4 separate regions of the Homo sapiens genome follow, and all the other regions are linked to region 1. A link is a contact called in ENCODE Hi-C data. All regions are on one chromosome and are shown on one strand. Each heading gives the region's core, a stretch centred on a gene start or an enhancer-like site at or near the end of the contact. The rest is flanking DNA. Distances are from core to core; before and after follow the strand shown.

Region 1 (6,582 bases), core at 2,044-4,543:
AAAGCAGCAAGAGCTTTGAAGATGCAGTGCTGCTGGCTTTGAAGATGGAAGAAGGGGCTGTGAGTCAAAGGAATGCAAAGAATGTAGCTCCAGAGGCTGGAAAAGAAGGGGGCAAGGCCTTGCTGTATACCTTTGTTTTGGCGCTATGAAATTATTTTGGTCTTGGCCGGGCATGGTGGCTCACGCCTGTAATCACAGCACTTTGGGAGGCCGAGGAGGGTGATTCACGAGGTCAGGAGATCGAGACCATCCTGGCTAACACGGTGAAACCCCGTCTCTACTAAAAATACAAAAAATTAGCCAGGCGAGGTGGCAGGCGCCTGTAGTCCCAGCTATGTGGGAGGCTGAGGCAGGAGAATGGCGTGAACCCCGGGGGTGGAGCCTGCAGTGAGCCAAGATCGAGCCACTGCACTCCAGCCTGGGTGAAAGAGCGAGACTCCGTCTCAAAAAAAAAAAAAAATTATTTTGGTCTTCTAGCCTCCAGAACTGCTAGCCTCCAAATTTCTGTTGTTTTAATCCACTAAATGGGTAGTAACTTCTTACAGCAGTCATAGGAAATTAATACAGTGCCCAAGATAGAACTTTTCATTTTCCATACAAATTAGCTCCTTCCTATTGTTACCAGGGGGTCTTTGTTCTTAGAGCTCCCAAGATGGTGGCAGGCCACTTCCAAGATGGCGGCAAGCCTTTTGTTCTCTGACCTGGGGTTCTTGGCCTCACGGATTCCAAGGAATGGAACCTTGGGCCATGCAGTGAGTGTTATAGCTCTATTAGAAGCCGTGGGTCACAGAAGAGAACCGTGGAACCCAGCAACTAGTGTTCAGCTCGATTAGGACAAACCCTGGGCACTTAGCCTTGCAGGAACAATGGCGAGCCTCTAGCCCGATTGGGAGCAGCAATGGGCGCCTCGCTGGATCAGGAGCACAGTGGACACCCTGATGGATCCAGAGGGGTGGAAGTCAGCGGCGGGTCTGTGATGGCAGCAAACAGCGGTGGTGGACGGTGAGTGAAAGCTCAGCTCAAGCTGTAACAAACATGGACCAGAAGAGTGTGCAGTTGCAAGATTTAATAGAGTGAAAACAGAGCTCCCATACAATGGGAGGGGACCCAAAGGGGGTTGCCACTCCCTGCTCGAATGCCTGGGTTTATATCCTGATCATTGTCCCTCCCCCTGTGCTCTCAGGCGATATATGATTTGACTATTTCTTTACCTTCTGCTTCTAGCCTAATTTGTATTTTAGTGAGCCCTCTTTACTACCTGATTAGTCGGGTGTGAACTGAGTTACAAGCCCTGTGTTTAAATGTGGGTGTGGTCACCTTCCCCAGCTAGGTTTAGGAATTCTTAGTTGGCCTAGGAAATCCAGCTAGTCCTGTCTCTCACTATCTTGTCCACTTGGTTGTTTACTTTTTTATTTTTTTATTTTTAGAGACAGAGTCTCTCTGTGTCACCCAGGCTGGAATGCAGTGGTGTGATTGGTCTCAGCTCACTGCAACCTCTGCCTTCCAGGTTCAAGCAATTCTCCTGCCTCAGTCTCCCCAGTAGCTGGGATTACAGGCACGCGCCACCACACTTGGCTACGTTTTAGTGCTTTTAGTAGAGATGAAGTTTCACCACGTTGGCCAGACCAGTCTCAAACTCCTGGCCTCAAGTGATCTGCTCTCCTTGACCTCCCAAAGAGCTGGGATTACAGGGGTGAGCCAGTGTGCTAGGCCACTTGGTTGTTTAAATACGAGATTTGATTCTTCCATTTTCTGTATGCTTTACTGCCATTCCATCACTAACTCCTCTCAACCTGATGCCCAAAAATATATCTTGAATATATCTACTTCTCTTCCAAGGTTTCCGGCACATGGTAGAAACATGATAACTATGTAATGAGTGGATGCATGACCCAATCTTCCCTACTTCCATTCCAGTCTGAGCGCCCATAATTAGTCAATCAACTAGCTTGTCTTGGTTCTTTTTCCTTAGGCCTTCCACAATCTATTCTTCACATTACAGGGAAATTAATCTTTTCAAAACTGTAAATTAAAGCAGATTATTCTCTAGCTTAATATCCTTTACTTATTTCCCAATGCACTTTGAGTAAAATTCAAATGTTTCATTGTGCACTGCAAGGACACCTATGTTTTGGAAGTTTCCTATCTCTCTGGTATCTTCTTTTGCATCTCTCTGAAATGCTGCAGCTCCCGCCACCCGACCTCCCCGCCTTTAGAGTTGAGGCATAAGACATTTCCTTTGTCGAGAAGGGTCTTTGTTTAACTGGCATTTTAAGGTTTAATCTTAAAGATTACGCCCTTAGCCAGGTGCGGTAGCTCATGCCTATAATCCCATCAGTTTGTGAGGTCCAGGAGGGCGGATCATTGAGCTCACTTGAGCTCAGCAGTTCAAGATCAGCATAGGCAACATGGCGAAACCCCATCTCTACAAAAAATACAAAAATTAACCTGGCCTGAGCACTTGTAGTTCCTAGCTACTTAAGAGACTGAGGTGTGAGGATCGCCTGGGGCAGGGGGCGGGCAGAGGGAGGTTGCAGTGAGTGGAGATTGCGTCAGCAAGACACTTTCTCAAAAAAAATCACGCCCCCCATGAAAGGCTTTCCTTTACCACCCAACTCCACCTTGGTTACTCTATCACAGCTCCCTATGTGTTCCCTTTCCAGCATAAATCACAACTATTTGTCAGTGAATTCCATGACAGAACGAACCTAGCTTTTGTTTGGCACATAATTGTTAAATGAATGCAGTATTATATTTGGCTAGACCAAAATTGTTTCCCTATCAGTTTGTGAGCAACTTGAGGGCAGAGCCCTAAATCATTCGAGTGTGCTGACCTCTAGGGGGGTTAGTCCAGTGCATGGTCTAGAATTGCTCAAATCGGCCTTTTGAAAAAATGAATCATGTACAATGATAAAGGTGTGGACAGGACCACAAGTAACGGTGTAACGATTAGCAGATTTAAGGAAAAGTCAGTCTAAAAGGAAACGTGAGAAGCTAATTGCAGAAGACAGCCATTTCAAGTCTTCAACAGCAAGGCTGTACCTCCTCACGTGACTTCAGTGTAGACTTTAAGAACCTAAACTAACGCTTCTCGCGAGAGGAAAGATTGACCGCTCGCAAGCGTACATCAGCTGGTGCCCCGCCTTCCCTGGGCCCCACCCACTGCCTGTCCTCATTCCCACCTTGAACCAGCCTTTTGCGCGTGTGACGTCATGGCGCCGTGCGTGGCCTCGGCGGTGGCGCAGGGGGCGGGCCCGCGGCGCGGCGCCGGAGGAGGAAGTGGTGAGGTTGTTGCTCCTTCAGCGCCTATCGCTGGCTCTTGGGGCGCAGAGAGGGGCCGCAGTCTCCGCGGCTGCGTCGAGCTCCCTTGCAGTCCCCTCCATGTTCCCCGGCGCCACTACTCCCCTTCCTAAGGCCGCCGCTTACCCCGGGGTCTATGGAAGTAATGGAAGGACCCCTCAACCTGGTGAGTGTCCCACAGAATATAGCGTTCGTCTTGGGTGCCTTTGCCTCAGGAGCCCGGCCCCGTCCCCGGCGCGTCGGCTAACCCTTTAGGCTGGGAGGTTGGTTTGGCAGGAGTGGTCGCAGAGGCTGTGAGGGGCTGCTAGGCAGGCCCTGGCCCAACTGCGGCTCCAGGCTAGCCACTTCAGACTTTGCCCTCCTGGGGGATCCCCGGGAAGTCCTGGCGCCCCCTGTCGCGGGGCCCCGGGCGAGGGGATGCCACCACCTGGGGCTGCCACCTCCTCTCTGGCTGGGGGAAGTCCTCTTAGCGCCACGTAGCCACCTCCCTACAGCCTGGAGAGGCACTGAAGCCGGCCAAGGCAGAAATGGTGTGATACTGGTTTTAAGTTCTAGCAGCAGGGTCTGAGTCTGAGTCGCCCCGCTTTGGAGAGGTGGAGGAGTGAATAGCCTCCTCACCCTCCACTTCCCCCTCCTCACCCTTCACTTCCCCCTCCTCACCCTCCACTTCCCCCTCCTCACCCTCCACTTCCCCCTCATTTCTCACATACATTCACATGCATAAACTGAGTCTACCGTCTTCCAAATATATTAGAGACAGCTGGGAAAAAGACAGCCGTTCCTGTATTTAGCTCAGATTCATCAATTTAGGCATCATGAAAGTGTAATAGGTGTTTGCTGTTCTCAGGAAAATGGCTGATAGCCTGTTTACTTGTGTTTTAAGGCGTTTCAGGTGTTGCAATTAAAAAACAACACAACAGAACCCCACTAACAACGGGAAGCATGAGTTCTTTTCAGACTGGCCATTGCATCTTTTAGTTTTCCAGAGAGGTTACCCATTTTGGATGTAAAAGTCAGATTACTTAAGGTTGCACACAGGAAGAACTTTTGAGTCACAGGTTTGCAATTCATTTGCGATGGTGGAATTGAAAGAAAGCTCTATAGAGGATTCTTTTCTCACATTAGAACTCTGAGTCCTAGAAGAGCAGTAGAGTCAGGTGGTTTAAGACTCTAGGTTTTGAAGCTATGCTGCTTGGATTTGAATTCTAACCTCGTCACTTGATATCTGTGTTACCTTGGGCAAACTACTTGGCTTCACTCGGCTTCAGGTTTTTTGGGAGGATTAAAGGAGTAAATAGGTGTAAAGCACTTAGAACTGTACTAAGTACATAGTACAGTGTAAGAGTTAGCGATTATAACCAGACCATAAGCCCTTAATTTAAAATCTATTTGTAGAATAAAGGTTTGGACTTGAGCTTTAAAAGCCTAAGATTCTCGGACCAAATCACTGGTGCCAGGTTAACTGTTGTGAGGCGCCCCTCCCTTTTAAGTTGGGTCTTGCCCCAGGTGGTAGGTATTTACACTTAAGACGAATTGGACTACATTTGCGAGTTTTTTTTAACCAGGGAACTGGCCAGGCGCCGGGGCTCACGCCTGTAATCCCAGCACTTTGGGAGGCCGAGGCGGGCGAATCACTTGAGCTTAGAAGTTCGAGACCAGCCTGGGCAACATGGCGAAACCCGGTCTCTACAAAAAATACAAAAATAGCCTGGCGTGGTGGCGCCCGCCTGTGGTCCCAGCTACTCGGGAGGCTGAGGTGGCAGGATCGCTTGAGCCCAGGAGGTGGAGGTTGCAGTGGGCCGAGATTGTGCCACTGCACTCCAACCTGGGCGACAGAGCGAGACTCTGACTCAAATAACCAGGGAACTGTCTTGCACTTTTCTTGTTTTTAAGGCGACATATAGTTGGCAATGAAATACAGTGGATGGCTCAATACTGAAACTTCACAGGAGTATTACTAGAAATAATCAGCTGTTTACGAAGTGCTTCAGAGTTCAGGTGTCCTTGCCAAATGAGCATTGGTTCAGTTCTAGTTAGCTTCACATTATTTGGCTGCAGAATAACCCCCGCCAACTGCCCCACGAATGTGTGATGTTTTAAAAGGAGACTAGAACTGGGTGACAGTTGCAGATAGAACTGCAGAATCACTACCAGTTCAGGAAAAATTAGTTAAATGGTGGCAATACCATTTAAATTCTCCTCCATAAAACGGAGCGAGTTTCGACAGAGTCTTTTTAAGCAGGCTAGCGTAACTCCGTATTTCAGCCATAAAATTTATGTAGGCAAGTATCAGAAATTTGGCATCTTGAATTCTTTTTTTTTTTTTTTTTTGAGATGGAGTCTCTCTCTGTCACCAGACTAGAGTGCAGTGGCGCGATCTCAGCTCACTGCAACCTCCGACTCCCTGGTTTAAGCGATTCTTCTGCCTCAGCCTTCTGAGTAGCTGGGATTTCAGGCACGCGCCGCCACGCCCAGCTAATTTTTGTATTTTTAGTAGAGACGGGGTTTCACCATGTTGGCCAGGATGGTCTCGATCTCCTGACCTCGTGATCCCCCCGCCTGGCCTCCCAAAGTGCTGGGATTACAGGCGTGAGCCAGCGTGCCCGGCGGACACCTTGAATTCTTAAACCATTTGAGTCTTGAAAGATCTAATTTCCAGCATAGTTGTTTATTGGAAGGTAACAGTAGAACAGACGTTGACGGTTACTTGAATGAGTACCAATTACAGGCCTCTGGCACTCAGAATTGTCACTCACAGTTTTATAAGATGAGGTTTTTGAAAATTCAGACTTTTTTTTTTTTTTTTTTTCTTTTTTGAGACGGAGTCTCGCTTTGTCACCCAGGCTAGAGTGCAGTGGTGCGATCTGGGCTCACTGCAGCCTCCACCTCCCGGGTTCAAGCAGTTCTCTGCCTCAGCCTCCTGAGTAGCTGGGATTACAGGCATGCACCACCCTGCCCGGCTATGAAAATTCTGACATTCTTTTATGTCAGTGAACACCTAACTTAGTATCTAGTTGACTCAAGATGAGAGTTCTCAATGCTATAATTTGAATGTCTTTGAAAATTCCACTAGTATTATACAAGCTTTTTCTTTTTCTATACTCAGAGAGTTACTAATGCAATAAGCTTTGTCAAATGACGTCGTAGTGTAGTCCAAATTCATTGTATAAGGACTTATCACAGTACATGGATTTGTAATCATGTGTCCTCAGAGCATCCTCGGAACTTAGTAAGGTGTGTTTTCCAGTTTTACAGATAAATAAGCCTAAGCTGAGAGAATTA
Region 2 (6,582 bases), core at 1-2,500, 4.7 Mb before region 1:
TTCCATGCCAGAATGGGAGGTTTGAACAGATGACTTGGAAGGTCCCTTTCAACCCTGGGAGTCTATAAAAGGGAAGTGGTTATTACCGCTTAAAAGAAGAAGTAGGCTTAGTCCTACTTCCAGAGAGCCAATGTTTTCATAGTTACAGAAAGGTAAATAGACTGTCAGCTCAATATGACACTGGTAAGAATTTTCTAACAATTACGGCTATCCAACAGAAGAAAGGCTGTCTCAGAAGGTGGTTAGCTCTGAAACAACTGGTATTTAAGGGCTGGAAGGACCCTTAGGTATCTTTAGGTCTTCCTAATCTTTTTCATGCCATTGCCTATACAGAAAATGGTATTTCTATAACACAAATAAAAAAATTATACAGCAATTTTTGACACATCAATGTCTCAAGGCATACTTGTCACACGTTCTCAGGGCTTTGGCTGGGAAAACTGATTTAGTCTAACATCCTCGTTTGCAGAGGGGGAAACTGAATCTTAACGAGGGAATGCAATATTCCCAAGTCAAGACGTTAATGTTAATACTGGAACTAGAAGAATTGAGACTAGCGACTGTGGACAACTAGCCAGTTTCCTCTGCTCAAATTAAGCAAGCTGGAGGCCAGACTGAAAGACTGCAGTAGATGGTAGAATAAACAGTCTAAAGCTATATTGCTTTAAATGTGGTCTCAAGACCACCGACATTAGAACTTGTTAAATTCTGGGGAACTCGCTAAAATGAAGATTAATGGGCCCCACATAGACACACGGAATTAAGCTCTGCGGTAAGGCCTTGGAATCTGCATTTTTAGGTTTGCGAATCCCCGCCTCTCCCGTTACTATTTCTGAACTCCGAGCTCCAGCCCTGGCTTGAACTGAGACGCTCCGCTGGGCGCGCAGCAGCCGCCGATCGGACCTCGGGGTCCTGGATGCAGGACTGTCTGTTACGTACAGCCCTTGTGACCGTCACGGGCGGACACCGGCCAACGCCGGGTTGGGGTGAGGCCGCCGCCGCGGTCCCTCCATCACCCTCCTGGCCCGGCAGAGGAACCCACTGCTCCGGGCGGCCGGGGACAGAGGTGGCTCAACAGCGCCGCCTCGAAGCCAGAGCCCTCCGCAGGCTAGAGGATTGCGGTTTCCCTTCATCTCCGCGGCTCTTATTCCTCCCCCGCAAGGCCGCCCACCGGGGTACGCTCTCCCGCGCCTGCGCCAATTCCGCCCCGCCCCGCCCCCATCTACCGACCGGATGTTAGCAGATTTCCCATAGTGCCTCGCTAGTGGCGGGCATGATAACACACGCCGGAGGGTCGCACGCGGGTTCCAGTTGTGATTGCTGGAGTTGTGTATTGCCAGGAGGCTCTCCGAGATTGGGGTCGGGTCACTGCCTCATCCACCGGAGCGATGGCGTTTCTCCGAAGCATGTGGGGCGTGCTGAGTGCCCTGGGAAGGTCTGGAGCAGAGCTGTGCACCGGCTGTGGAAGTCGACTGCGCTCCCCCTTCAGGTAGGCCCGCTTGCCTGTGCCCTAGGGGCAGCAGGGCCCAGGACGTCCCGGGGTTGGAATGTAGACCCTATCCTTCACTTTCTGCCCCTCCTAGGAGTTCAGAGTCACCCTGGTTCTTTGATTCAGACCGCGACCTTGCCAAGGGGACGGTGGCCTTGAGACCAGGCCTTTATTTACTCTCTTAATACGCCGTACCTTCTTGCTACCCTCCACTCGCTTCTCCCATCCCTCCTCACTGTCCAGCTTTGGATCCTTTCCGCCTCCTCTGCGAATTCGCGCCGAGTCTCCGGCCATCATCTAGGCATTGAGGAGGCGGGGCCCAGGAGCTGGAGTATAGACGCTTTCCTTCACTCCCTGCCCTTCCTAGGAGGTAAGGGCTTTGAGACTTCAGTCCTGCAGACGCTCCCCTCCGTTTAGGACAGGGTTTTAATAAGTCTCTAGCATTCTTGTTGAAGGCGTTGGATACATAGTATCTTGATGACATTTCTTATTTGGGATCTGTGTTCATATACATGTGAATATTGACAGTTAAACATCTGACACTGGTTATTTTCTTTTTGTTTATATGTAGTTTTGTGTATTTACCGAGGTGGTTTTCATCTGTCTTGGCAAGTTGTCCAAAGAAACCTGTAAGTTCTTACCTTCGATTTTCTAAAGAACAACTACCCATATTTAAAGCTCAGAACCCAGGTAAGGAGTTTTGGGGCATATACCCTTTTCTCATGTAATAAAAATGCCATTAAGCAGTTAAATACCAATGTTGAATTGCAGTGCTAAAGCATTCAGTGACTGCAGGAACAATCATTTGATGTCTGTAAAATAGGAAGTTCTATTTTATACCAAATGGAAATGCTTTAAATATAAATGAGAACTAGTAAATGGTATTTTAAAAATAACGTATAGTGTAGAAAGCACCCTAGGAAGAGGATAAAAAAGCTGAATTTGGGGCCTTGTTGCCTTTGGTCTAGAGGACCACTGATGAATTATTTTCTCTTGCCTAGCTCCTCCTTTTTCTGGCTCAGGGAATTGTTAATAAAGTTGCAACTTCTGTGGAAGCATCCATAAACTGTAAGTTCTGTAGAACTGTAAAGTTCTATGCAATTTACTGCTAATTTCAAGAGCTTTCAAGATAAGAAAGGATAAACCTTTTCATCATAGGAGTTCAGAGCCACTCTGGTTCTTTGATTCAGACCTCGACCTTGCCAAGGGGATGGTGGGTTGTAAAGGATAAATCCTTTCTTGTCTTGGGTTCCTAAAAAAAAAACATTTCCAGGTAGGATGTTTGTTGACTCTCTAGAAAGCCTCTCGGCGAGAATAAAAAATGCTCACATCAGGCTGGGTGAGGTGGTTCACACCTGTAATCCCAGCACTTCGGGAGGTCGAGATGGGTGGATTGCTTGAGCCCAGGAGTTCGAGAACAGCCTGGGAAACATGGAAATCCTGTCTCTACCAAAAATACAAAAATGAGGTGGGCATGGGGGCGCAGTGCCTGTAGTCCCAGCTACTTGGGAGGCTGTGGTGAGAGGATCACTGGATCCCAGGAAGTTGAGGCTGCAGTGAGCCATGACTGCTCCACTGCACTCCAGCCTGGGTGACAGAGCGAGACCCTGTCTCAAAAAACAATAATAATTTTAAAAAAAAGCTCACATTATAGGTAAGGAGTTAGTTTCAGAGACATGCTTAAGTACCCACATCTTTTAAATGTAAGAGTTAGTACTAACAGGTATTTTTAAAAATCAATTAATTGCACGCCATCATTCCGGTTAAGATGAAGAAGGAAGTGGAGAATAACAGATTGAATTTCGAATAGCTTGTTTCCAAATGATATTTCTGTTATTGAAATACGAGGCTGTGTTATATGGATCGAGAATGTATTTTGTTGTTAGCTTTTATAAATTTAGGAATTCCTCAAAGACTTGAAAAAGTGTTTTGCTTGAAATATGGAAGGGAAGTAAAAAACTTGAAGCAATTGATCATCCAGCTTCTTAAACTAGTAATCAGCCTGGTGTGGTGGCTCGCGCCTGTAATCCCAGCACTTTGGGAGACTGAGGCAGATGGATTGCTTGAACTCAGGAGTTTGAGGCCAGCCTGGGCAGCATAGCGAAACCCCGTCTCTACAAAAAATACTAACATTAGCTGGACATGATGGCGCCTACCTGTAGTCCCAGCTACTCGGGAGGCTGAGGCAGGAGAATCACTTGAGCACAGGAGGTGGAGGTTGCATTAGGCCAAGATTGTACCACCGCACTGCAGCCTGGGTGATGGCCTGGGTGACGGACCCTGTCTCAAAAAAAAAAAAAAATCCTAGTAATCAAACTGTTGACTGTTTCTGGTGGTATATGGTATACTCCTTAGTTGTTAGATAATAGACTTTTGATAATGTTGGATAAATTACTTACGTTTAAATTAGTTGGATAAAGGAAAGTTAAATCATTATATTAAGTTATGTGTGGTATGGATTGTGCTTTCCTGGATATCTTTAGAAATTAATCCTGAGAGGTAAAATTGTGGCATCTTTTTTCTTTTTATTTCATTCCATAGATGCAAAAACTACAGAACTAATTAGAAGAATTGCCCAGCGTTGGAGGGAACTTCCTGATTCAAAGAAAAAAGTAAGCACATAAGTTTTCAACATTGCTGACCAGTTATTCTGCAGTTAGGAGCAATTGTCATGTCCTTTAAAGGACCAGATGGATCAGACTTTTTAAAAAATAATCTGTTATCTACAAAGAAACTTTATGTCTTCTCATCTGCATAAATAATGAGAATATGGATGTATGGGGTGGAGGTGAAGAAGTGGCAGTAGTTTGAAAATGGAAGCTGATTACTAAACTCTCACCTTGATTAGTATATATAAGGAAAATGTATGTTTTAATCCATATACATCTCATCCCAGAGCACATTTTCCACCTGGTGATAAAATCTGTCTGTCTGAAGTCATGCAGTTGCCTTTCCCTGGCATGTGCTATGTTGAATTTGCCAGCAATGGTTTGTTGACTTACTTGGGTTTTTTATTTATAGATATATCAAGATGCTTATAGGGCGGAGTGGCAGGTATATAAAGAAGAGATAAGCAGATTTAAAGAACAGCTAACTCCAAGTCAGATTATGTCTTTGGAAAAAGAAATCATGGACAAACATTTAAAAAGGAAAGCTATGACAAAAAAAAAAGTGAGTATCATTGAAATACTTTTTTCTTATGGTAAAGAATTGAGATTTATATAACTATGAATATAGGTAGTTTTCTCTTAATAGGCAAATAAAATATGGTAGAATGTCATCAAGTATTCTTCAGTTAGGCAGAAGTGGGATAGTTCTCTTATGAAAAGTGAGATAGCCACTAGGACCACTTGCCATTGAGTCTGTTTGGAAATCCTTGTTGCTACTTGCAGATGTATCCACATTTAAGGTGTACAGTTCGTAGAACAGTAATGGAAACTACAGGAACAGAGTTATGAAACAGTCAAACCAGGAGTATCAAGAATCTTTGCTTCTGAGTCTTCTTTAGAATAACGTATTAATTTGAATTATTCTATAGATTATGGTGAGTTTGATATGGAATATTGCTGAGTAGACTGCATTAATTCATTAACACATCGGAAAAATGCCAATTTATCTAATCAATTAAGTGCCTTTAGGATGGAATTCTTTTTTTTTCTTCAAAGAAATAACTATTAAAAACCTCACATGGTTCAAAATTTGTAGTTCCCAGCTTAATGTATTAATTCACATAAATGTCATCATTTGAAAGTTATACATTTTTTTCATAGAGCCAGTATTAGTTTTGAGGTGGTCAGTTTGCTAGTCGTGTACCTACACTATTACAAATGATCATCAGAGTTAAAACTATTTCTTTGAAAGACTAGATTACAGCCTTGAATGTGGGATGCCAATACGTCTTTCCCTGACCCTAATGTTTTAAGCTGTCCTAGCACTAGGGTTGAGGACCCGCCCAGTTTCGAGACCATGATGCCGCTACTTTAGGGTGGCTGATCTAATCAGTAAAAGGGAGCCAGAAAGATACTAAGAGTGAAAAATAGAGTGTCTACATAAGGATGGTGTTTGGAAGAGTGATTACTAAAGTATATCCTCCCTCTTTCATTCTCCCTTCCTCCTTAATGCACCCAGCCCACTGTGCTAAGAGTAGAGAGGACCAGAAGCATGAATTGGACATTTATAAAGTTTCCCTTGTCATTCTCTCTTTCTTTTGTAATTGTTCTTGACTCCCAGTACCAACTAGTTCAGAGATCAAGTGAGAAGTGTGAGGACTAGGAAGTTACAAGTAAAACCCTCAGGAGAGAAATCCCTAGTGATAGCTCTAGAAACAAAGAGGGAAATAGTTAAGTTGTAAAGTGCTTGGAGTCTATAGTAGTTTCAATACTCAGTGACTGAGAGATTCAGGAAGAAGAAACTAAATCAGAGGAGCCCTACTTACAGTTATGAATAAAAGTTGAATTTGTTACTGATTATAGCCAAATTGCTATTAAGAGCCACAGAATTTTGTAAATTACAGGTACTACTTACTATCCAAATTCAGAAACTTAAGTATAATAATGCAATATCACTCCCTGAACTCAGAAATTAAACTGATAGTAAGGGATACTTGTATTCTTTTCCACAGTTTCTTCCCTTTTGGTAACTAGTAAAATGAATTTAACACAACTATGGAGCTTTAAAGGTGGAGACATTCAGGGAATGGAGTGAGATGAAAGATTATTAAACAAATAGTCCATTGTTCTTGGGTTGTGGTGGAAGCATGCAGTGATTTGGTCAAGGGGACAGTAGTATCTTACAAGGATGAACCTAAGGTTGTTTTATCTTTTAAAAAGGTTTTGTACATATATATTCAGTTATTTAGTTCATGGAGACTATGAGAATAATAGGTAAAGGAAATGGTTTTGTATGGAAAATAACTGGTGAAATCTAACATAATTTTCATAACAGTGCTGTCAAAAAAATTCTGACCGCAAGATGTAATAATCACACTATATAAGAATCATAACATTCACTTTAAGGAATAATCTGTAATGCGTAGTAGTGAATAAAGTTTCTGTAGGTAAAATTAAGTCTCATGGAGGTTAACACTATTTTTG
Region 3 (6,582 bases), core at 2,988-5,487, 4.6 Mb after region 1:
AAAAAAAAAAAAAAAAAGTTAATCCAAGAAGAGATATCCAAAATCCAAAACTATAAATTAAAACATTCCATCAAAAAGGCAAATTAATGATCAATTTTATTTCTAAATGGTACTCTCCAAGCTGTAAAGGTAGCTTCGTGAAATCATATCTTACTGTTTCAAGAAATTTTTTCAAATAAATAATCACTTGTCACCATTTTTTAAAAAAGAAAGAAAGAACAAAGAAATCTGGGCATAGGAAATTCTCAGATGGAACAGGAAACAGGCCTCTTTCCATCTTTCTGCTCTGCCATTTTTAATATGCATATACAGCTTTTCATCTCATAGTCCCAATATGGTTGCTATACCTTCAGACCTTACACATGCATTCAGCCAAGAAGGGGAGAGACAAGAACCCTCTTTTATATCTCATTTACCCAAACTATGTATCATGGCTATCATTAGCTAGAAGGAATCTTGAGGAAGTTTAGCTGGGTATATTGCTCCCCAAATTGAAATTGGGAAGGAAGAAAATTAGATGGTACTAAGTGAAAATCAGTTACGTCTACCACAGTCCTATAACAGGAAAGTCAAAGCTTATAGACATTGGGCTTTCAAGACAAGTCCCCTGCCTTCCTTTCTGGCCTTCCCACCCTTCTCCTCCTTCTCCTTTGGAGTTATTGGAAGACCTCCCAGTGCTGCATGCTGGCTCATACCTTTGGGCCTTTTTAACTGTTCACATGCAACTACCTGGAATATCTTCACCCTTGTCCCCTCACTAGAGGAAGAGGGCTACCTAGCATTTGAAATCCCTTCTTATTTAGGGCACTTGCTTTCCTTTTGAACCTAGGTGTGAGGCTGTAATCCACTCCCAACCCCACTCCCAGCATAGAAGCTGAAAAAGTCACATACTTGCTGTCTCAGCCTCCCTTGCAGCTGAGGAGGCAGCATGTGACCTAGACTCGGCCAATCAGATGTGCCCATCTCCAACTTTCAATCAAGAGCTATTATTAATAATACAAAAAGCAGGTAGGATAGAAATCCACCCTTGCAGTGGGCAGAGGCAACAATGGCACTCACAGGGATTGCCAGGGCCAGAGCTGCAACTGGAGTTTACAGCTGTTCAGCAACGGAACAGTAGGGTCTGCACGAGACTAATTTTGTGGCGTCATTCTGCTGTGATCTTGGACTCTGCCTACCCTAACTTACTCCTGTTCTACTTTCCAAAAGTGATTTTGCAGCCTTCTTGGCAATTCTACAAACTATTCAGTATCCTTCCAGTAAGTTCCTATGAGTTTCTGCTTAAATCAGCCCCATTCAAAAAAAAATTTTTTTTGGCTTCCAAAAGTTATAGTATAACCCCCTCTCACCCCATCATTTTCTGCTAAGAAAACTCATATTCTTTCAAGTCTCACTTCTTAGGGAAAGCATTCCTGCAAAATCTCCCAGGCTGATTCAGAAGCCACCCCTTAGGCAGGATGCGGTGGCTCACACCTGTAATCCGAGCACTTTGGGAGGCGGAGGTGGGCGGATCAGCTGAGGTCAGGAGTTCAAGACAAGCCTGGCAAACATGGCAAAACCCTGTCTCTACTAAAAATACAAAAATTAGCTGAGCGTAGTGGTGCACACCTGTAGTCCCAGCTACTCGGGAGGCTGAGGTAGGAAAATCGCTTGAACCCAGGAGGTGGAGGTTGCAGTGAGCCCAGCATTGCACTGCAGCCTGGGGGACAGAGCAAGACTCCATCTCCAAATAAATAAATAAATAAATAAAGCCACCCTATTTTTTATATTTTTTTCTTTTTCTTTTTCTTTCTTTTTTTTTTTTTTTCTGAGACAGGGCCTTGCTCTGGTCACCCAGACTGGAGTGCAGTGGCAATCACAGCTCACTGCAGCCTCAGCCTCGGACTTAATTGGTCCTCCCACCTCATCCTCCTGAGTAGTTTGGACTGCAGGTGCACACCACCATGCCTAGCTAAATTTTTTTTATTATTTTTTTGTAGAGACAGGGTCTCACTATGTTGCCCAGGCTGGTCTCAAATTCCTGGCTCAAGGGATCCTCCCATCTCAGCCTCCCAAAGTGCTGGGATTACAGTCCTGAGCTACAGTGCTTAGCCTCCAGAAACCCCTTTAATTCTCCCATTTCCTATTATAGCAAGGCTCACATTGCACTATTTCTGCCTGTTTGTCTTTCTTACCACTAAATGGTAAACTCCCTGAGGATGTGTAAAGGGATCATATCTCTCATTTTTGTGCCCCTACATACCACAGAAAAGGGACTCAAATTTTTGATGAAGAAATGAATGAATATTCATTTCTTCATCAAAGAAGAAATGCTGAAGTATGGACGTCAGCACATGTCCAAACTTCACCCCTAGAATGCCCAAAAAAAGTGGGAGAGAAAGGAGGGGCTTAACATGCTGTTCTCCTTTTGAAGGTCACTAATCTTTGCCTTAGTATAATTTATTGTAATATTGAGTATCCCCCACCTAGAATAGTTTTAATATAAAAGAGGGCAGAGGACAACAGCCTATGTACCCTTCCTTCCCTTTCCATATTTTTCCTTACCTTTTCTTCCCATTCTTTGTCTTCTAGCACTGAAAGGGCAGACAGAACCAGGAGGCAAGTACATACAGACCTCTGCCTCCATGGGTCACCCCCACCTTTGTCTCCTTGAGAATGTTCACTTTCCAACTGGCCTCCATGCAACTCGAGGTTTAGCTCTCTCCATGATGAGCAAAGAAAAATCCATGGAAGGGGTGGGGGTGGATGTGGAAGAGGTTCTGCAGTGCACTCCTCTTCTCAGAGGAAACCATTTCAACTCCTCTTTCCACATTTCTCTTCTCCAGAGTTCTCTTATCCACTACCAACCCTCCTGTGCATCCCCTCGAGCCAGCTTTTTCTGACCCAACCTCACATGATGCACTGTCTTGAGGATTTTCTCTCAAGACCCCAGCTTTTTCATTCTTTTATGTTACACAGCAATTCAGCCTTGTCCCTGTGCCTCAACATGCCTGGCAATCAGACCCCTCTTCGAAGGCAGAGGAAGTTATAATATCAAGGTCCCCTTCTCCCAAATGTTTTTCTACCTACTTCCTTTAGTAGAAATTAGGTCCTGCAACTTTCTGATCAGTGTTCAAAGGTTTTAAACATAAATAGACTGAAGTGAATTTTTTGCAAATTGTAATCAGTTAATCTGTAGAAATGCTAAATTTACAATTATCCTTCCCTTCTAAATCCAGGTCCCAAATCCATTCCAGTTTGTGGCATTTCCAGCCATGGAGCAGGATACACCCACTTGGAATGATCCTGATATTTCCCTATTCCTTAACCCATTTCCTATTCAACCCAAGTGCCATTGAGTTTGCCCCTAAATATGCTGAGAATCAACTTTGTTCCATATTTACTACCACCACCCAGTCCAAATCAACACTACCTCTCATCTCAACTACTTCTCGGCCTCTTAATTATCTCCTCCAATCCACTCTTCCTCCCCTCCAATCTGTTCTCCATAAAATAAATTTTTCTTTTAAAATGCACATTTGGTCTTATAACCTTCCTCCTGAGAACTCTTCTGGGGATTTCCATGTGCTTTTACAATAAAGACTAGAATCACTAGCATGACCCCATAGCTCTCCATGATCCTGCATGGCATAATTACCGGGCCTCTCCCTGTCATTCTCTAGCCAAATGTACTTTCTTTTCTTTTAGTTCCTTGAAAAGACCAAACTCTTTCCCACCTTAGGAATTCTGTACATGTTCCAATGTCTCCCTCCCCATCAAACTGATCAGTCCTCCTTCTTATGTAATTTCATACCATTTTACTCTTTTTCTTCACAACACATCATGCTTTGTGATATTTTAGTGTGAAATATTTGCTTAATGTCTCTGTGTGTGTGTACACGTGTGTGTAAAACCACAAAATCCCCTTATCTGCTATTTAATGGGCCTTCAATAAGTAATATTGTTGAGTGAATTTTGTGATTGTGAGGATCAGAAAGCAAGAGGTCTCAGAACACCTGAAGGGGTGGGAAGCAGAGGGTAAACTGTTTTCCTGCAGCTTTGGGGATGAATCAAAACTGTGCCTGAAGAGATTTGTGCCCTGAGTGCATAGATCTGCAGGAATATTGCAGCTCAACCATTTGATATATTGCACCACTGTTTAGCATGATTTATGAAGCTGTTGTTCTGTTTTAACTCAACATGTTCATTGTAAAGGAGTTTCATCCTCAGAGGTTTCATTAATGGAGGCATTGTTGTGTAGTGAGGCAGTAGAAAAAGGAAGTGAGAGATAGGGCTGGCCTACAACCTGTGTAAAGCTTGCATTTCAAGTCCCCTCTGGAGGGAATGCCCATTTCTGGAGTCTTGTTTCCCAATATGCCCATGTCCCCAAAAACATCTGGTCTCAGGCTCTTTCTACATACTAGAGTGCAAACAACTAGTAATAATACCTAAGTCTTAGCTCCTGCAGGGGTGAGAGAGACAGAGGCTCTGACACTGGAATTTTCAGGTAAAACAGATATCCTGTTCTATCTGAAGCACTGATGAAGAAAACATAGAGCTTTCAGCTCTTGTTCCAATGACTAGTTTCTTTCCCAATCTGCATGAAGTTGGTCAGTCAAGCTCACCCAGGCTCATAGACTAGAAGCCCCAGGAAATGAATTATTTCTGTTTCCTTCCCACCATCTCACACACATGCTCTTAAAATATCCATTCCCTTCCCTTGCCTCGGATCCTGGGTCCTGAGACAGGCTCTCACAGCCCAGAGAGTGGTTGTGATGGACTTAGTCTTACCTCAGCTGCTTTGTCTGGTGCTGGGCTGCCAAGGGAGGCATGCATGAGCAAGGCCAGTTCTCCATTCATATCTCAGACTATTTAGAAGAATCCAGTGACAGAGGACGTGGCCTGTGGGCTTTATGCTTGTGATGCTTTCTGCTGCTTGAGGTCGGGGTGGAGAAGAGGCTAGAGCTGACAAGCTTCTCACTCAGGGGCTGAGGTGGGGCACAGCTCCTGTCTGCTGGACTCATAAATCTCCTGGTCCCCACCCCAGGGATCTCAGAGCCCCCTTTGTTCTTTTAATTTTTATTCTAATAAAACCTCCTACATAACATAGGTCTACAAAGACTCTTGGGGAATATATTTCCCTCCCAAACATATTCATTTGAGACACAATTATCAAAACATTTGTTCAGGCCAGGCGCAGTGGGTTCCACCTGTAATCCCAGCAGTTTGGGAGGCCAAGGCAGGCAGATCACTTGAGGTCAGGAGTTTGAGACCAGCCTGGCCAACACGGTGAAACCCCGTCTCTACTAAAAACACAAAAACTATCTGGACATGGTGTCGCATGCCTATAATCCCAGCTACTCGGAAGCTGAAGCCAGAGAATCTCTTAAACCTGGGCAGTGGAGGTTGTAGTGAGCCAAGATTGTGCCACTGCACTCCAGCCTGGGCAACAGAGCAAGACTCAGTCTCAAAAAAAAAAAATTGTTCAGCACACGAACTTTAGACACATTTTATCTGACACCACAAGTCATTCCAAGAGATGAATATACACAGTATCCCTCTGAAAGCTACTTGTCTTCCAGATGTAAAGACATCTGTCTCCATCATTGGAGACAGAATGCTAGTGTTTTGAAATAACCTGTGCTTAGGATGTTGGAGCACAGAAATGCTGCACTTAATTTTGGTACCCACCTCTAGTGCAGGGATTAGTTAGCAACTTTTTCTACAGGTCAGCCAGTAAATATTTTAGGTGTTGCAGGCCATATGGTTTCTGTTGCAACTACTCAACTCTGCCTGTGTATCACAAAAGCAGCCATAGATAATCTGTAAACAAATGAGTGTGACTGTGTTCCAATAAAACTTTATTTACAAAAACAGTGGGCTGGATTTGGCCTGTGGCTATAGTTTATTTCTGCTCTAGAGGACTCTCCTCACTATAATAAAAAAAGTTCTTCCCAGGTTATCACTGTGAAGATATCATTAAGTGGGACACTGTCAAGAGGCTGGTTGACGTTTCACTAGTTCTTCCTGGTTTATACACATCCAAGAAATCTCATTATTTCCATTAACACAAAGATACCAAGAAAGGACATGAATGTTTTTTAAGATCATTTTATCTCAGTACATCAGAATGGCCCAAATCCTTCCAGAATCCTCTCATGTACACTGGGATTGTCTGCTCCACTTGACAGCAGATGGGGTGCAGGTCCTGGAAATGCTTACCTAGTTTCTCCTTTCTCTGTAGTTAGTACTGTATCTGCTGTTGTAAACAAAGCTTTTCAGCCCTTGAGCATGTTAAGATGTAACCTGAAACCAGGTTTGCAAGTTTATTTGTGAAGTAATTTGAAGGAATAGGAAGAATTTGAAGGAATAGGAAAAACAGAGACTTTGAAGTCAGAGCAACCAAGCATCAAATATAGGCTCCTTCCCTTTCTTGCTATGTAACTTTGGGCAGTTTGCATAACCTCTCTGAGCCTTAATTTCCTTATCCACTAAGTGGTAATAATAATTACTTCTACCTCATGGCATTGTCAGCAGTCACTGCCATTTTCTAAGTTCTAACCACAGGTCAGGCACTGTGATGAGTGTTCATTCATTTAACAT
Region 4 (6,582 bases), core at 1,762-4,261, 3.2 Mb before region 1:
GAAAGCCGGCGGGAGAAGGAAAGCCAGGGAGAAGTGGTGACATGGAAGTGGTAACCTTAAACATTAGTGAAACTGGCCAGGAGCAGTGGCTCACGCCTGTAATCCCAACAGTTTGGGAGGCCGAGGCAGGCGGATTATGAGGTTAGGAGATCGAGACCATTCTGGGTAACACAGTGAAACCCCGCCTCTAGTAAAAACACAAAAAATTAGCCGGGCGTGGTGGCGCGCACCTGTAATCCCAGCTACTCAGCAGGCTGAGGCAGGAGAATCGCTTGAACCCGGGAGGCGGAGGTTGCAGTGAGCAGAGATCGCGCCACTGCACTCCAGCCTGGGCGACAGAGCAAGACTCTGCCTCAAAAAAAAAAATTAGTAAAATTAGGTGAGGGGTGTAAGGGTGTTTACCGTATTGATCGACTTTAACTGAAAAAAAAAGGTTTAATTCAGTAGGAAAAAGAAAAAAATGATATATTCGTACCCCCGAAACACAGTGAGTCCCAGGGACTTGGAAGGGTCCTATCAACTGGGTCCATTGCCCACTGTGGTCTCTCCAGTCTCTGTTCCATCAATGGACTCTGAGTCTTAGTCTTTGAGTTAAATACCATGTGTCTTTGCAATAAGCAGACAACACTGTCAGTTACGAAAAGGACTAAAGTATAGCAATGAGTGAAATGTGATACTGGAAGCTATGGGACAGGGAACAAGGAAAGGAAATAAACTCTCCCTTTTATGACCTCCAAGTGAAATGATGGTATCAATACCTTGCAAAGGTATTGCAGAATCAAAAACTAAGACGTACTCCGATGTCCCTGATGAGCCAACTGTCACACTTGATACAAGAAGCAATGCTAATACCATTCATGGCAGCCATCATCTCCCTCTCGCACTGTATTTAGAAGTCTAGACTTTTTCTTCTCTTTGCTCTTTTCAATTCTATCAGCTGAACTTATGTCAGCACAGGCTGATGACAGGGAAAAACTTAATGAATCACAAAGTTTTACTGGAAGGTTACTCAAAATTATAAATCCTATCCAACTGGACCATAATATTAAAAGTTTATATTCTTTTTGTTGGTTTCACGTACACAAATTGGAGTCAACTCAACTGATTATTTAATGAGGAAACACACTTTCCTCTAAAACTCCCTAAACTATATTTGAGAACAGAGGGCTAAGATCCCTATCACATATACTGATGGTGATCAGGGTAGAGCCTGCTTTAAGAAACTCTGTATGCAGTATAAACTGGATAAAGTTTAATGTATTGTTGTCAGAGTTCAAAACCCTCAAGTTTGACAGAAAGCCTCAAACTTTGAACAAATTTCCCAACATTTTCTAGCATTTTTACAAAGACCACCACCTTCTTATGTGACTTGAGAGAGTGACCCATACAAACAGGAGACATGTCTTTAATGGGCTCCAAAAACAGTTTTAAACTCCTAACATCAACCAATCTGTAGATTCTTACTAAGAGAAGCATTTGGTACTAAAAGCCATATTATCTCTGTTCTCTCACTTACTTCTAAGCCAATTAAGCAAAAGAGGAGTTTAATGTTAAGAAAGTTGACTAAGTTTCAGGAAAAAAATAAAGGTAAGTAACATGGCAATTTGTTCTAAGTAAAAGCAACCCCTTCAAAACAAACAAAAAAATAAGATGTTCCCTGCTACAGGACCAAAAAAAGAAGGCAAGAATATAAAAAGAAAGGATTTCAGGTCGAGACAGCGACGACAATAAGCAAAAGATGACTTACTGCTGCCCAAGTGAATACAAACAAAATTTCAAAAGCACATACTCTAAAAACTGGCAACTCTACTCCTAGATTATCCTACAGATAATAAAAACCATTGCTAAGACTTGTTAAAAACATTGTTAAAAGAATGTTTCCTTTAACTTGCTTTATAGAAAGAAGGAGACTGAAAACAATCAACAGAGGAAGAGTTAAAGAGAGTGCGCCCAGTTCCCAGAATACTTTACAGCAAGCCCTTGAAAAGAATGGGGCAATTCTATACCCAGTGCTGGGGATAAAACTCATGAGATGTGTAAAGTAGAAAAAAAAAATCAAGATATAGAACAGCATGTACAATGTGCTCCCATCGCTGGGTATCCTTTTAAGAGGACAATATAGGCACACACTTGTATTTGCATAATATGTATCCAGAAAAACACTTAGGGCATAAGGTGGCCCGGTGCAGTGGGTCATGCCTATAATCCCAGCACTTTGGGAGGCCGAGGCGGGCAGATCACTTGAAGTCAGGAATTTGAGACCAGCCTGGCCAACATGGTGAAACCCCATCTCTACTAAAAATACAAAAATTAGCCAGGCATGGTGACACACGCCTGTAGTCCCAGCTGCTTGGGAGGCTGAGGAAGGAGAACTGCTTGAACCCGGGAGACAGAGGTTGCAGTGAGTTGAGATCGTGCCACCGCACTCCAGCCTGGGTGACAGAGCGAGACTCCGTAACAACAACAACAACAGAAAGAAAGGAAAGAAAGGAAGGAAGGAAGGAAGAAAAGAAAAGGAGAAAAGGAAAGAAAGGACAGAGAATACGTGTGAATCAGGGAAAGGAAGAGCGAAATCTAGTTTGGATACATTTGTTATATCTACAATACTTCCATCTTCATTCTTTTTTCAATACCCCAGCCATGTCAGGAGGTTTGCTTAACAAGCAGTAAATTATTTTGCCACATCTAGATTTTAAAACACCAAGGCTGTTGGCAAAAACACATCCTAATGAAAAACTGTAAGAGAATGGATTAAAGTACCATTTTTGCAGGTCAAATTTATTCAACTAAAGAAAGTTCTAGACTGGCATGGTCCCCCGAATTTAAAAACCTACTCCTAATTTAAAAGCACATATGCCAACATTACCCCTTGAATTAAATTCAAGGAATAATTCAAGTCTAATTCAAGAGTGGTCTAATGCAGGTCCAATTCAAGATTCAGGACTGAGAGCCCTATCAGACCTGGCCCCACCTACTTCCAGCTTCAGGCCACATCCCGATCTCACTCTGACCACAACTCGTCTTTCAGTTCCTCAAACCTGCCCTGCAGTTCTGTCGCTTTCAGGATTTTTTGCATAGCCTCTTCCCTGGGCCCAGAACATTTTTTTACCAATTCTCTTCATGGTTAACTCCAAAAAAGATATACAGGGGATTGCAGCCTACATGTCACTTCAGGGAAGCTCCGTTGGCTGCCTTAAACTGGTCTGGTTCCCCCCATCATATCCTCCAAGAAACACATCTTTTGAAGGATTTATCACAGCTTCAATTCTATAACTGTGAAATCAGTTGTCTGATGTCTATTTCCAACCCCGCCCCCCGCCCCCCCAACTAGAATATCAGCTGCCAGAGGCAGGAACTGTCTCAAAACCTCTTAGCACAATGCATAGAACAGCCTTATATACAGAATAACCTCAGAAATATTAGCAGAATGAACAAAGTTTTGTAATATATACGTTATTTGTAATATCTGTGAGATGAACAAAGAAGACCGGCCAATATGAAAGAAGATTACATTTAAGGTCTGCAGCTTTAAATCTATCTTTAAGCAGGGGAAATGGAAAATACTGCAGAGTAAAATAAAACCACCAGATAAACAGAGCCCGAAACGGACCAGGATAGAAAAATAATGCCAATTACACTTGAATCCATTTAAGCAGCAGCTTCTGGAGGAAGAAGGAGGCTACAATAATAGTATCCAAAATAAACAATTCAGTAATTGATCAACTAGTCAGAGGAAATTATCCTAATTCAAGATCTCATATGAAATATAAAGTGTTATACAGACAAGAATGAGGAAAAAAGACACCAGGAGATGTATCTAATGTGCAGTTGTGAGTTCAATTGTTTATGCAATTTAAAAGAATATCTGGCATCGCTACTTCTACACACTCTTCTGAATCTGTCTTAAATGCACTATCATTTAAACAAAAACACAAAAGCAGTCTGTCCTACTTTTTTCCAAAGAAGTAAATATACAGAAAGGTTTTACCATAAAATGTTAGCAATATTTCCTGTAGATTATAAATGACATCAAGAAACCATAAAAATAAAAATTTTCACTGTGGCCAAAAAACACCAAAAGCCAAGTCAAAAGACAATTGACAGGTGGGAAATTTTTTTGCAACTCAAAATTGAAAAACAAGAGCAAGTCATTGTAACATATAGAGTTCTAAGAAAAATGGGTAAGAGAAAGACCAAGGTCCCCAAAGACAAACAAGAAAGGATATCAACTAGGCAGGTACAGAAAAAGAATACAAATGGCTCTTATAAACACAAGAAATGATGCTTATCCACCCCCTTGAGAGAAATGCAAAGACTGTACTAATATGTCACTGTCCATTTACCAGACTACCAAAATCCAGTTTGAGAAAACCCTCTGACAGTGTAGTATGGGGCCACATATCTCTCATATCCTACTAATGGAAGTGTAAATTGTAGAAGCAACATCTATTCGAATTACACATATATAGGGCAATCGACACAACAATGTCACTTCTGTGAATTTACCAAGAAAGGCAGCATCAAAAAGTGAGGGAATTCCCTAGAATCAGCTTGCTTAGCTAGGTGTCAATTCTGGCTCTCCTACTCTCTGCGGTATGACTTTAAGCAAGTCACCCAACCCTCTCTGAGCCTCAGTTTCCTGTCTGTAAACAAGGATAATATGCTACTGGCTACTTCACAAGACTGATGTAATGATTGAGTCAACATAAGGAAATGGTTGAAGAGAGTGGCTAGGAATTATCCCCTCTGATACACTCACCCACATACAAAATGACCTACGTTCAAGGTGACGGTGACATTTTGAGACAAAAGACTGAAAACAAATTAAATGCACAATGGTAAGAGATACCCACACAATGGCTTACCATGCAACTGTTAAAAAAAAAAAAAAAAAGAGAAGTATCCAAAATATAATTAAATGGCAGGGGGAGGGGCAGAACAGAATATAATATCATATACGCCACCTTTTGTGTTAAAGGGAAGGGGACCAAATACCAAGTGATGTCCTTCCTAGTCAAAAAAATTCAATTAAAAATATTTTTTAAATGGGGCATTATTTCAAATCTCAGAAGAAATATCATATGTACTCACAAATGTATAGACTAGTGGTTCCCAATTTTTGTTGCTGGGTCAAATGCGACATTGGAATTTCCTAGAAATTTTGGAATTGAATGCCCTTTGCTTGTAAGTGCTGAACTATCAGACCCTTTTTTTAACCTCCTCCTCTGCCAAGGAGCTAACAGAGGAGAAAGAACCCTAGCCTGGATGTGAGGCCACCTCCCTGGAAATGCCAACTGTCCCATTTACCAGCACTGTTCCCTGGCCAATAATTTAACAGCATTTCACCTGAGCCCCAGATCCTTTATTTTCTAAGGAGGTACACACTACCTACTCCCACAGACTTGCCGTGAGACTCAAATGAAATAATTTAGCTGAAACCACTCCATAGATGCTGCTCAAGCTGCAGATTTCAGAGCTGGAGATTCTGGGCAAAGACTGCTTGTTATTCTACCTGTCCAGAAAACGTGTCTGCACATACTGCTCACAGCTTCCTGTCTGGTGCTCTCCAGCCCTGAGTGGCTTCACACATAGCACCGCACCAGACTTTCTGGAAGCCATAGATGCCAGTCCATCTTCCGAGGGCATGACTCCCCACAGATGCTCAGACATTTCTCAGCTAGAAGCTTCCAGGGAAGGCTGGCTGCACAGGATGCCTCACTTCAGATTTCCTTATAGTAGAACCACATAAGCCAGGTCTGCTTCACACAGGTGAAGTGGTGACCTAAACTTTCTGCTGCTTCGTCATGGGGGCTGGGAAGCCAGTCTGCATACCTACTGAGGGCAGAACCAGCAAAACTGGGATGCTCGGAAGCTGGGGACCAGGAAACAGGGCAGCAGGTAAAAGGTCTCCAAGCCTGCTGTCAACAGCTTTAGGGAGGAAGGTTAGAGCTGGGGCCAGCAGCCTAAGGGCACAGGGCTTAATAGCAGAGGGGAGACAAGGATAATACCTTTGATCACAGAAAAGCCTGTGATGTTTACCTTTCAAACACTAATTTGCCAGGGGAAAAATTGCTAATTTTGTCTGGTATGATAATGGTATGGTGGTTATAAAGTCCTTATCAGAGAGGCAAACTGAACCATTTATGGTGAAAGCATTTTAAGACTATGTGTCAATAATCAGTGAAGCTGGTGGTTTGTGGATTCACTCTACTTTAGTATATGCTTGAAAATTTCCATAATAAAATAAGCTTAAACAAAATCCACTATCATCATAAAAATAAATTTCACAGCAGGGAAATGTGAGAAAAGTATTCTCACAGTCTGATTGCATGCCAGACAAGCAGGGCCACGAGATAAGGCCTCTAAGTCACTAACATGGGCAGCCATTTCTCCTCCCAGGGTATCAACATCCTCATCAGAGCTGGGGCCCTTGAATATCAGGGGACCCACGCACGCTTCACCCATCAAAACTAACTGGCACTGCCCATGAATTCCTTTTTAGGGCTATTGAGGCATCCCAAGATGCTCCCCACTGGCTACATGGTACATGCTCTGTGTCAGAAGCAGCTGGCCTGGAAGATA

The links. A loop is a pair of places that touch in the nucleus more often than their neighbours do. Pooled maps may share reads with other maps.
Region 2: a map of CD8-positive, alpha-beta T cell shows a loop between it and region 1 (10-fold over the local background). The contact joins the promoter of TFAM here to the promoter of NRBF2 in region 1. A Hi-C loop is called at or near these places in 1 of 168 maps with a recorded cell type or tissue (CD8-positive, alpha-beta T cell), 1 of 37 single-sample maps with no recorded cell type and 6 of 50 pooled maps.
Region 3: a map of CD8-positive, alpha-beta T cell shows a loop between it and region 1 (8-fold over the local background). The contact joins the enhancer-like site here to the promoter of NRBF2 in region 1. A Hi-C loop is called at or near these places in 2 of 168 maps with a recorded cell type or tissue (CD4-positive, alpha-beta T cell and CD8-positive, alpha-beta T cell), 1 of 37 single-sample maps with no recorded cell type and 9 of 50 pooled maps.
Region 4: a loop to region 1 is called in a map with no recorded cell type, with 14 times the contacts of the local background. The contact joins the enhancer-like site here to the promoter of NRBF2 in region 1. A Hi-C loop is called at or near these places in 2 of 37 single-sample maps with no recorded cell type and 2 of 50 pooled maps.

What each region holds. Positions count from the first base shown.
Region 1 is chr10:63,130,035-63,136,616 of GRCh38, forward strand. It overlaps NRBF2 (nuclear receptor binding factor 2), which reads left to right and starts at 3,294. Exons shown (of 4, transcript NM_030759.5): 1 at 3,294-3,466. The coding sequence starts at 3,437. RefSeq lists silencers at 3,111-3,360, 3,571-3,840.
Region 2 is chr10:58,384,160-58,390,741 of GRCh38, forward strand. It overlaps TFAM (transcription factor A, mitochondrial), which reads left to right and starts at 1,251. Exons shown (of 7, transcript NM_003201.3): 1 at 1,251-1,489; 2 at 2,061-2,179; 3 at 4,031-4,101; 4 at 4,511-4,660. The coding sequence starts at 1,389. RefSeq lists enhancers at 702-801, 995-1,651 and a silencer at 932-1,311.
Region 3 is chr10:67,766,519-67,773,100 of GRCh38, forward strand. No RefSeq gene overlaps it. Among named protein-coding and RNA genes, the nearest start is that of TRS-TGA1-1, 5.3 kb to the left of the region's middle. RefSeq lists enhancers at 4,385-4,574, 4,755-4,914. Within about 2 kb of position 4,238, at least 3 of the 41 ENCODE cell types and tissues checked have a DNase peak (open chromatin) inside an H3K27ac peak, as active enhancers do.
Region 4 is chr10:59,882,605-59,889,186 of GRCh38, forward strand. All of the region lies in intron 1 of CCDC6 (coiled-coil domain containing 6), which reads right to left. Among named protein-coding and RNA genes, the nearest start is that of CCDC6, 21 kb to the right of the region's middle. Within about 2 kb of position 3,012, at least 2 of the 41 ENCODE cell types and tissues checked have a DNase peak (open chromatin) inside an H3K27ac peak, as active enhancers do.